Linked DNA regions of Homo sapiens: region 2 is linked to region 1. Evidence: read pairs that join two places in POLR2A ChIA-PET (ENCODE). Cell type or tissue: endothelial cell of umbilical vein. All regions are shown on one strand. Links, peaks and the distances in the headings refer to the core of each region. The heading gives the core; the rest is flanking DNA. Region 1 has its middle 5.8 kb from the start of BMP2K-DT. Region 2 overlaps BMP2K (BMP2 inducible kinase).

The links. ChIA-PET counts read pairs that join two places held together with the same protein. Peaks named below come from ENCODE experiments on the same cell type or tissue, not always from the same donor. Only the 100,000 strongest peaks of a DNase experiment are listed, where the experiment ranks them.
Region 2: POLR2A ChIA-PET joins it to region 1 with 5 read pairs; 4 of 35 experiments call an interaction of 5 or more read pairs at or near these places.

The regions. Positions count from the first base shown.
Region 1 is chr4:78,767,526-78,772,914 of GRCh38, reverse strand. It overlaps the pseudogene RPS21P3. Among named protein-coding and RNA genes, the nearest start is that of BMP2K-DT, 5.8 kb to the left of the region's middle. In endothelial cell of umbilical vein, for the core only: no CTCF peak of the experiment used is centred there; a DNase peak (open chromatin) is centred at 3,124; H3K27ac peaks cover 256 bases.
Region 2 is chr4:78,831,636-78,837,024 of GRCh38, reverse strand. BMP2K (BMP2 inducible kinase) reads right to left here. Exons shown (of 16, transcript NM_198892.2): 3 at 3,338-3,443. Among named protein-coding and RNA genes, the nearest start is that of BMP2K, 58 kb to the right of the region's middle. In endothelial cell of umbilical vein, for the core only: no CTCF peak of the experiment used is centred there; no DNase peak of the experiment used is centred there.

The sequences.
Region 1 (5,389 bases), core at 132-5,131:
TACTAAGTGACAGGCAGAGAGTATAGACAGATATACTGGGCAAAGGGATGATTCACCTACCAGTCGGGCTACCCAGAACAGCGTGCAATTTAAAATTTACCAATTCATTTTTCTGGAATTTTCCATTTAATATTTTCAGACCATTGTTGACCACAGGTAACTGAAACTGAGGAAAGCGAAACTGTGGGGATGGGGGATTACTATATTACTAATAACAAGAAGGCCAAACATTTACAAACACTTTTATTACCAAAAGATATTAACATCTATTGTTAAATCATATTCTTCTAGCAAATTTGTGAAATAAGAATGTGTAACCTGAAATCAATTTTTAGGCAGAAATTGAGATATTAAGGGCAGACTGTAACCAGCAGAAAAACTATATTGAAATTTCTAGTCTTTCAGATTTCTTTGAGAAAATCTTATAGCCATATATTAATTTCTCACTCCTGCACCTTAAATTTATTTACTGGCTTATAGTAGATTAAGTATTGTAAAGACTTTCATTTTAATGACTCATGCAATTCTTGGACATAAAATACTCTTCATGAGTTAAAAACCTTTGTAATGCACTAGCTAGTGTTTAGAACAAACTAAAATGCTATGATGTGATCTGAAATTTCAAGAGGTACAAATACAGAAGTCAAATCCCAGACCCCAAAGCAAACTTTTCTATCAACATACAATATTAAACATGTAGTATCTTTCCTAATTAATATTAGACTATTAAAATGTGTGCTTATGATTTTAAGAGGTTCCATACATTTTAACCCTTAGCATTTTTAATGAGTCAACATAGTGAATATTTCTTTAAGTAAATAGATCTTTTCCAAATATTCTTTGTGTGTGTGTGTGTGTGTCTGGGTGGGTGGGTGGGTGTGTGGTTACAGTTTGATGATCTTCCCCAGCATATACTGGAAGGATTACTGAACCTAGTTGCATCACAGTATGTATACTCAGAGTGCCCTAATCACCATTATTTGGATTTGAAGCCAAAAAGAATGGGCTCAGTGGTTCTGAAGCAGAAATTTTAGTGAATACAAAGATGTGGGAAGGCCAGGCCTGGTAGCTTACGCCTGTAATCGCAGCACTTTGGGAGGCCAAGGCAGGAGGATTGCTTGAGCCCAGGAGTTCAAGACCAGCCTGGGCAATATAATGAAACCCATCTCTACAAAAGAACATTTAAAAATTAGCTGAGTGTGGTGGTGCATGCCTGCAGTCCCAGCTACTCGGGAGGCTGAGGTGGATCGCTTAAGCCCAGAAGGTGGAGGTTGCAGGGAGCCGAGATCACACCACGGCACCATTGCTAATGTTGAAAAATGATATGTTTCTAATGTCTATATCCAGGAAAACTCTCTTGTGTATTTGGAGTTCCATGCAGAAGGCAGTCTCAGGCATTGTTTTGGTGGAGACGTAGCTTCTGTTTCTCTTACTGACAGTCCAAATTCCAAGTTCTATGAACAGTTGTAACCTTTCTTGTTTTTTTTTTTGTTTTTTTGTTTTTTTTGCAAATGTCCAGATGCCATTCTTTGCATGTTCCCAACCACCTCCCAGTAGTACTGACCGGGTGAACCAAGATGAGCCCAGTGCACAAACTAATCTTTCAGTGCACTTTTTCAGCTTTTGTCTGATACTTCCACAATGGGCATTCTTCAGATGATCAGAAGTGATGAGATTATTACTGTGTCACCATCTCACGTCATATCCAGTTTTCTGGTTTATCATAAAAGATATACAACTCAGGGACAGCTGCCTAGATGGGATGCATAGGGCAAGGTACAGGAAGTGGTAGTGCACAAAGCATCCATACCTTCTCTGGGTGCACCACCCTCCCACCACCTCGATGTGTTCACCAACACAAAAGCACCATCTTCTAGTTTTACACTCATTATTAGACCATGGAAGAAAATCAGATGTGGCTTCCTGTCGGAAAATGAAATCTCTACCAAACAAAAAAAAAAATGTAGATTCTGGCCATCTTAAACAATGGCATTGAGGTGACTTACAGTCAAAATACAGATATAGATAGTTTAATAAAAGTAAAAGAATTATAATTTTATTTCAATTTGTTTTAGATATATCAATCATATATTTATAGCTGTATGACTATAAAAATAATTGGAAAGTTGCCACATAATGAAGACTCTTATTTTTAAAAATAGATTGCTTCCCTTTACACATTTCACGTTACACATTTCTGATAAAGTCAATACATCATCATAGCTAACTACAGGATTCTGAGATCCTTAAACAGGAAGAATTTTGACAATGAGGGAAGAAAGAATGATTGTTACATTTTGTTTTCTACTGGAAAAATATAACCTAACCCCCATGTATTTTGCATTAAGGTGGCTCTCAAAGACCTATGAGAAGTGAGAAAGAGTGACACAGATTAAATAAATGTGCTTATCCCAAAAGGCTTATTCCACTGCCACAGTGACCTTCATAAGTCATGTGTCCCAATAACTGATTAATCATTTTTCCTCATAAGTCAGTGTTTTCCTTTGATAACATGTCTTCTATCATCATTAGCCTCACTGTGTTTTACTGTTAAGAATAATTATTTTTCCTCGGCCAGGCATGATGGTTCATACCTATAATCCCAGCACTTAGAGAGGCAGAGGCACGAGGATCATTCGAGGCCAGGAATTTGAGACAAACCTGGGCAACACAGTGAGACTCTGTCTCTACAAAACATTTTTTTTAACTTTTTTAAAAGAATATTTTTCCTGGCTAACATTATTACATTATACCAAGTTAAATGTTCATGTCTTTGCTTTCCAAAAAAGTAAAAGTTCTAAGGTCTATTAAAAGAATATATATGCCTCCATTATCAAAACAAATGTTTTTAAGATATCAGTAATATTTAAATCCTCTGTTAAAACTACTCAATATCATCACTATACCTTGTAAAAATTCATATATACCTAAAAAAAATCAATCTGATTGTATAGTGCAAAATACCAAGATACTCACAAATATTCTTAACAGGAAATATGACTCATTTGACATGAAATACAATTCTATGATAGAGTTTTGACTATGCTTTTAAAACAGCTTGACCATGCTTTTAAAAAAGACTGCAGGATATAGGCATCTTCACCACCAAGAGAGGCGCTTTCTTCCTTACCCAGCAAATGGAGTGGCAGATAGGGGAGTTCTGCACCTTGTCCTCACACCTCATGACAGGGATAGCTTTCTCCCTAGAGAAGTATCTGTCCTAGAGAGTAGGATTACAAACACATTTCTGGATATGTTCCCGCCCTCCCTCTTCTTTTTTTTTTTTTTTTTTTTTTTTTTTTGAGATAGAACTTGCTCTGTTACCAGGCTGGAGTGCAGTGGCGTGATCTTAGCTCACTGCAACCTCTGCCTCCTGGGTTCAAGCGATTCTCCTGCCACAGCCTCCCAAGTAGCTGGGATTACAGGTGTGTGCCACCATACCCAGCTAATTTTTGTATTTTTAGTAGAGAAAGGGTTTCACCATGTTGGCCAGGATGGTCTCGATCTTCTGACCTAGTGATCCACTCGCCTTGGCCTCCCAAAGTGCTGGGATTACAGGCATGAGCCACGGCACCCAGCCCTCCCTCTTCTTTATAGCCCTGCATTACCTTCCTGTAGAAAGGTAGTAACCTTTCTCCTGTTAACATTTATATAAAACTTCAGCAGAGTATAAAGTAAGAACTAATTCTTATTGGGCACTTGCAATGTGCCCGTGCTACTCTAAAGTGCTTTACATGTATTAACTCAGTAAATCTTTATGACAAGACTATACAATAGCTTCTATGATTTCTCTTACTTTGCAGAAGAGAATACTGATGCACGGAAAGATTAGGTCACAAGCCCAAGGTCTTATGACTTTAAACAGGGTTCAAAAACACCTGTTATGACTTTATGGCTCATGCTTTTAACCACACCATACGGATTCTTTGAAAATACACAATAAATGACATGATAGCTACAGTCTGAAATGATAAGGTACTTCCTGCTGTACCCTCCATCTACTTATCTTAGATGTGTGCCACCACAGCTCAGGGAACCCTGCTATAATAAGTGGGATTATGTTTAATTTCTGATTAACTGGGTATTTAAAAATTTTTTTTAATTTTTTTTTAGGTTTACACTGTTTATTTATGACAAACATTCCATATCCATGATTCTCTCCTGTCAAACATGTTTTCAGATGATGCCACTGGCCTTGGCCAATCAGAGAATGTAGTCATCTGACTCACCCATCCTGCAAATGACCTTGCAGACAGCATACGTTTTAAACTAGCCATTAAACCTGCCTGTGACCTTGTCAGCCTCCACCACGTTCATCTGGATGGATGCATGGTTCTTGGCACCGGTGACGCGGTTACTAGCAGAGACTTTCTGCCGCATGTACAGGTCCACAAGCTCGCCGCTGTCCTTCTGCATCTCAAGACTGTGCCTGCTGCCACGACACTGCGTGTGAGCAGAGAAAAGAAAACAACTGAGTATCTGTAAAATTTAACAAATATTTGCTAAATATCTAAAAAGGGTAAAGCACTGTAGATTGGGGCAGCTAGGAGGACCTGAACAAGTTGAATAAAACAAATCATGGCTTCAAAGTTTATACACTTTTGGAGTGGATAAAAGTATGTACAGGACCATGTAAGAGAGACGGAGACAAATTAGGAGTGGAGATAAGGCTGACTCTAAGTTATGTACAAATGATGGGCTCTAAGGTCATATTATTATGGTGCATTGCCTTCAAGTCTCCTCCTGGCAGTATGGTTGATGTTGTGATCTTACAAACTTCTGGAGACAGAAAAGCAGCTTTTGTCGGTTTGGAAGCAAATGAACAATCCCCCTGGAAACATATTAAATTCTACCCCAATGTGTTGAACTGATACTGAAGCTCTATACATCCATGACACACATATACACATGCAAAATAATCGATTCAAGTTACTGTAGTTACTGTGGAGGGACAGAGAAGAAGAAAGTGTTGAAGTTCAATTCAGCTTTTGCTTCAATCATTTATTAAAATTTACATCTTGTTTTACCCAGCCTTCTATCAAATGTGGTAGAGACTATTAACTGAACATGAACAGTGTGCCAAGTAGTGTGTGAACCAATTCACAATAAGAACCCATACAATGTGAAAAAAATTATGGAATTTCAGAGGTGGAAAATGATATAATCAATTGGAGAAACTGAAAGGAAGCAGAATAGAAACACTTATTGAGCACCTTGTATGTCTCAGACATTACAGTTAGCACTTTCTATATGTTACCTCTTTAATCCTCTAACAAGTGAAGTAGATTTTATTACCCCTACCTTGCAGCTCTCTACTCCAGCCAGACCTGAAACACTTTCATTTCTTACCAAGTTGTTTCAGGCCCTAATGCTTGCTTGGGTTAGAATG
Region 2 (5,389 bases), core at 111-5,110, 64 kb before region 1:
AGTCCAGTAAGAGAACAGAAAATAGAAGACAAAAACGCCACAAAAAGCATACCAAAAATGACACACAGTAAGGCACGTATATCTTGAAATTTCAATACGTTGTAGATAAAGGAAAGATTCAAACTAAAAGTGTCCATGGAGAAAAGATGTCACATAGAAAAATTAAGCAATCACAATAACATCAATTTGTCAACAACACTAAGAAAAAAGTGGAATGATGTCCTCAAAATTCTGGATCAAAATTATTTCCAACCTATAATGTTTTAGCTAGCCAAAGTAACAATCAATGTGGGCACTGAATAAAAATATGTTTATATATGCAAGGTTTCAAAAATCCTTCTCCAAAAAATCCAGTCAGAAAGCTACTGAAAAACAAAGTCTTCCAAATTAGTGAGTGAAAACAAAGGTGTGGCATAAGTAGCAGGGAATCCAAGACAGAAGGGAGGCAAAGGTAATTTCCAGAAGGACAGCTAACTGCTGTTCAAAATTAAGCAGGATGATCGAAGTCTCCCCAAGGGGTGTTTTTAAGGGAAGAAAAAATGAAATCAAAACAAATATTAAAATGTCTAAACATACTGCATAATTATTTTTACTTCTTTTTTTTTTTTGAGACAGAGTCTCGCTCTGTTGCCCAGGCTGGAGTGCAGTGGAGCGATCTTGGCTCACTGCAACCTCCACCTCCCCGGTTCACGCCATTCTCCTGCCTCAGCCTCCCAAGTAGCTGGGACTACAGGCGTCCACCACTACGCCCAGCTAATTTTTTGTATTTTTAGTAGAGAAGGGGTTTCACTATGTTGGTCAGGCTGGTCTCGAACTCCTGACCTCTTGATCCGCCCGCCTCAGCCTCCCAAAGTGCTGGGATTATCAGTGTGAGCCACGGCGCCCAGCCAATTATTTTTACTTCTATTGGAAAATGCGGGACTAAAATATTAATATACATGAAGAAAATTAGGCAAATGAAAACCGAGGTAATTACTAATTCCAGGAAAAAAAAAGGATAAGAAAATACAACTACAGACACCATTAAATGGGAAAATAAACACTGATTTGGTCCAAAACCTGAGAATATCTATACTAGAAGTAAAATTCCTATCTTTTCTTAGAGACAATATCTAAAACATCAAAAGTAGCACTAGAAAACTTTCTTTCAAGAGCCTCTTCATGCACAGAATTATATACTTCCCTTGATTTTCTAAGTCCTTTCTCTTTTGTACCCTTAAGAAATCACTAAAATTACTGATTCTCTTTTATATAATGCAGTGTGGAAATATGGAAGTAAATATAAGAAACATCTCAAATATTTTAAAGGGACTACCTCTGAGAAGAGGGATGAGGCAGGAGGGTACTGATTCAGCCACAGCTTAAGATATTTGACTTTTTTTTTTTTTTTTTTTTTTGACACGGAGTCTCGCTATGTGCCCAGGCTGGAGTGCAGTGGCGCGATCTCGGCTCATTGCAAGCTCCACCTCCCGGGTTCATGCCATTCTCCTGCCTCAGCCTCCCGAGGAGCTGGGACTACAAACACCTGCCACAACGCTCGGCTAACTTTTTTTTTGTATTTTTAGTAGAGACAGGGTTTCACCGTGTTAGCCAGGATGGTCTCGATCTCCTGACCTTGTGATCAACCCGCCTCTGCCTTCCAAAGTGCTGAGATTACAGGCGTGAGCCACCGCACCAGGCCAACTATTTGACTTTTTAAACCATATATACAAATTACTTTGATAAAAATTTTAAATTTCATATACCACAGAGCTTGATGATTTGAATACCGGATAACTATTTCTAAAAAATTTTTAAAACAAAACAATGCATTCCTCAAAAAACAGATATGATCATTCTTCTACTTTAAAATAAAATTTGCCCCTAAAACTTGAAGGTCATTTGATTCCCCTTTTAAGATGTCTTCTAAGTGACAATTAAATTAATCCAAGGTTATGATTATGCTTGATTCAAGTATCTTTTAAAAGTTACAAGTAGTCAAGGGCTACAAGTAAACTCTAAGAATTAGCACTATAAATGCTAGAATTCAGGAAAATGGGGTAGAAAAAAATCAGCATCTTCTCCTAAAAGAGATCACAGTACAGTACTTTATAGTAGAGAAGATAAGATATAAAGAAAAATCAAGAAACATCTGGTTGTTAAATATTGTGTATGGAAATAAGTTACAAATACATCACGGTAGGTATTGTCACATTGATTCACTTCATTTTCCCCATCCTTTCCTCCTTAAAATACTGCAGTAAACAAGATCATATTTTCTCCAACATCACCATCATCCCCCTCTTTTTCCGCAACCTTCAGGAAACTGTAAGAGTTTCTGGGATAGTAATTAACAATCATTACTTTCTGAAGAGAATGTAAATGTAAACCAGGGCTCCCTAGAACCACAAGTGCCAAATATGGCTTGCAAGTTTGTAGGAAATAGAATATTTGCCTCCACCTTTCCACACATTAAAATTTTTAAGGACAGACGCGGTAGCTCATGCCTGTAATCCCAGCACTTTGGGAGGCTGAGGCGGGCGGATCACGAGGTCAGGAGATCGAGACCATCCTGGTGAACATGGTGAAACCCCATCTCTACTAAAAATACAAAAAATTAGCCGAGCGTCGTGGCGGGCACCTGTAGTCCCAGCTACTCGGGAGGCTGAGGCAGGAGAATGGCATGAACCCGGGAGGCCGAGCTGGTAGTGAGCCGAGATCGCACCACTGCACTCTAGCCTGGGCGACAGAGCGAGACTCCGTCTCAAAAAAAAAAAAAAAATTTAAATGTCAGGAATTTTTTTATGATGATGATGATGATTAAGGTATGCTATACAAGTAAATATTTATTTTAAAACATCACATTAGGTCCAAATAAAATGTGATTTTCTATATCTAATGTTTACAAACACCACCAAGAGACTACATAAAACAGGTTTATAAAGTCTATAGATCAAAATGCATCCTCCAAATTTGTTAAATTTAATGTTTACAATAACGTAGTAGAGTTCTGGAAAAATCTTACAACATTAATATTGACATATTATCCTCTTCTTGGTTGGATTACAGAAGAATTCTATGGAGAGCAAGAACTGTAACTCTGTACCTGCTTAGATTTCCTATTTTAAACTCAATATCACTTTTCTCATTCTGCGTTTACATGCTCATATCATAACTGCAGTAACTATGACTAGGTTTTAAATAATGTTTTAACAATATTCCTAATTAGATAATGAAAGGTAAGATTACAATAAGTGACTAGAATTAGTTAGCAGCTACCCTGGAAATAACAAAGATACCTAGTAACCCATTTAAGGAGAAACTTTTTATTACAGTACAAATGCAAAAAAATACTTACCTCGACAATATTCCATTAAGATAAGGACTTCCCATACATTATCACTAATTGAATTAACAGCACAGTCCAAATAGCCCACAATATTTTTGTGACCAGATAGCTCTTTCTGGAAAGAAAAAAAAAAATGAAAACTGGAAAATGTACATTTAAAGGTATAGAATTAGTAATGGTTTGAAGCCTAAATTAATGTAAAGAATTTCAAAAGGTAAGAATTAGGCATGAGTACAGAATCTAACATATTTCAAGCAAGCAAAGGCTTCTATGGTTTCAATAAAAAGTTTACCTGCATGCGACTGTAATTTTCTAACAGCAAATATGAAAATTATTTTTAAATTGAACTGTGAAAATGGTTCACGCAAAAGGAATAGCTCCCAAAAGTGTACAAAGAACTTGAGAATAAAATATTAGAACTTTTATTACATTTGTTTTTATCTAAAAAATAAAATAACTAAGCTCCAATATTTATTAACAATTATATTCTCATTTATTTTGCCTGCAACATATTGCAATTTACGTGTAGCTATTACATGAATTTATAGACACATGCACTTCTAACTAAATAACCTAAAAAAATGAACAAGTGGCTAAAAAGATTTCTAAAAAGAAACCATAAAGATAATGCTAATACAAATATAAGGAAATAAGAAAATGAAACATCTGAAACTTTTGTGTCTTTTACAAAATAGTCATCAGCGTACAATGAGGTTAAGAATAATAACCTACTCTGTTCTACTGGGAAATTTAAAAACAACTATTAAAAATATTATTTAAAATAAATTTACATAAACTATCATTACCAATAAACCTAGTTTTAACTATGCAATGTAATTTGAAATAAGGGCTAAGGGCCACTGAACATGGGAATTATTTATAAGTAAATATATATAATGGGGATGAATCATCAAAAAAGTTGACAGACCACCATTCTAAAGAACTAATCTCCCTAAAAAATGTTCAAAAGCACAAGATTTGAGTGTGCTGCTCCTTATACATCATATCTCTCAAAATCATACAAATTCTATTGAAAGGAAGAAAGAAGTCTTGTACAAAAGTACAAGACTATAATATCTTGACTCAAGTTAGTTAGAGAACTTAGTCTAAGCTTCTCCATCATCTTGAGGTAAATCTTTTCACCCTTCTAGCTAACAGCCTTAACTGTACAAAAGTAAATGCCAAAGTCTAATCATCTCTAATCTAGCTAAGGAATACAGAAAATAAAAGCAGAATTTTAAAAAGTCAGATTGTGCAAATGCAGTTATTTGCTAACAAAAGGGATTGTAATATGTGTGTTAGTAAAGACGTTGATACAAAATAAGAAATCCCCCTCTTAGCAGGTGGATAAGTACAACTGACATTAATAACAAGTGTTGGCAAGAATGCGGAAAAATACTTTCCTTAGAACATAAAATGGTTCAGCTGCTACAGAAAATAGGCAACATAAAAGTACATATAACCCAGCAATTCCACTCCTAGATATATAACCAAAACAACTGAAACCAGGTACTCAAGCAAATAGATGCATGCACATATTCATGCCAGTATTAATTATAATACCCAAAAGACAGAAACAGCCCAAATGCTCATCAAATAATTTTTTAAACTGCATCAACAGATGAATGATAAATAAATTGTGTTACAGACATATAATGGGATATTATTCAGCCATAAAAAATAAAGATGCTATAATTATGTGAATTTCACCTCAACAAAACAATCTTCAAATATATATATGCACCTGTGTCTGTGCTTGTGTGTAAGCACTCAAAAAACCATGGAGAAAGAGAAAAGAGGATGAAGAGGAGGGGAGAAATGGGAGGACAAGGAAGAAGAACAAGAATAAGAAGCCATCCAGAGCACTGAGCATATGTAACCCTAGAAAAGGAGGAAATTTTTATTCTACATTTTTTTAACTACTTAGGCTAGTTAAGTTAGAGTCACTGAAGTTTTTACTGGCCTATTAAAATATTTTTCACTTTTCTTAATACTTAAAAATAAGTTTTCCCTTGTTGAAAGATGCCTTGCCATTAATTACAGAGGTCACAGAAAAACAAC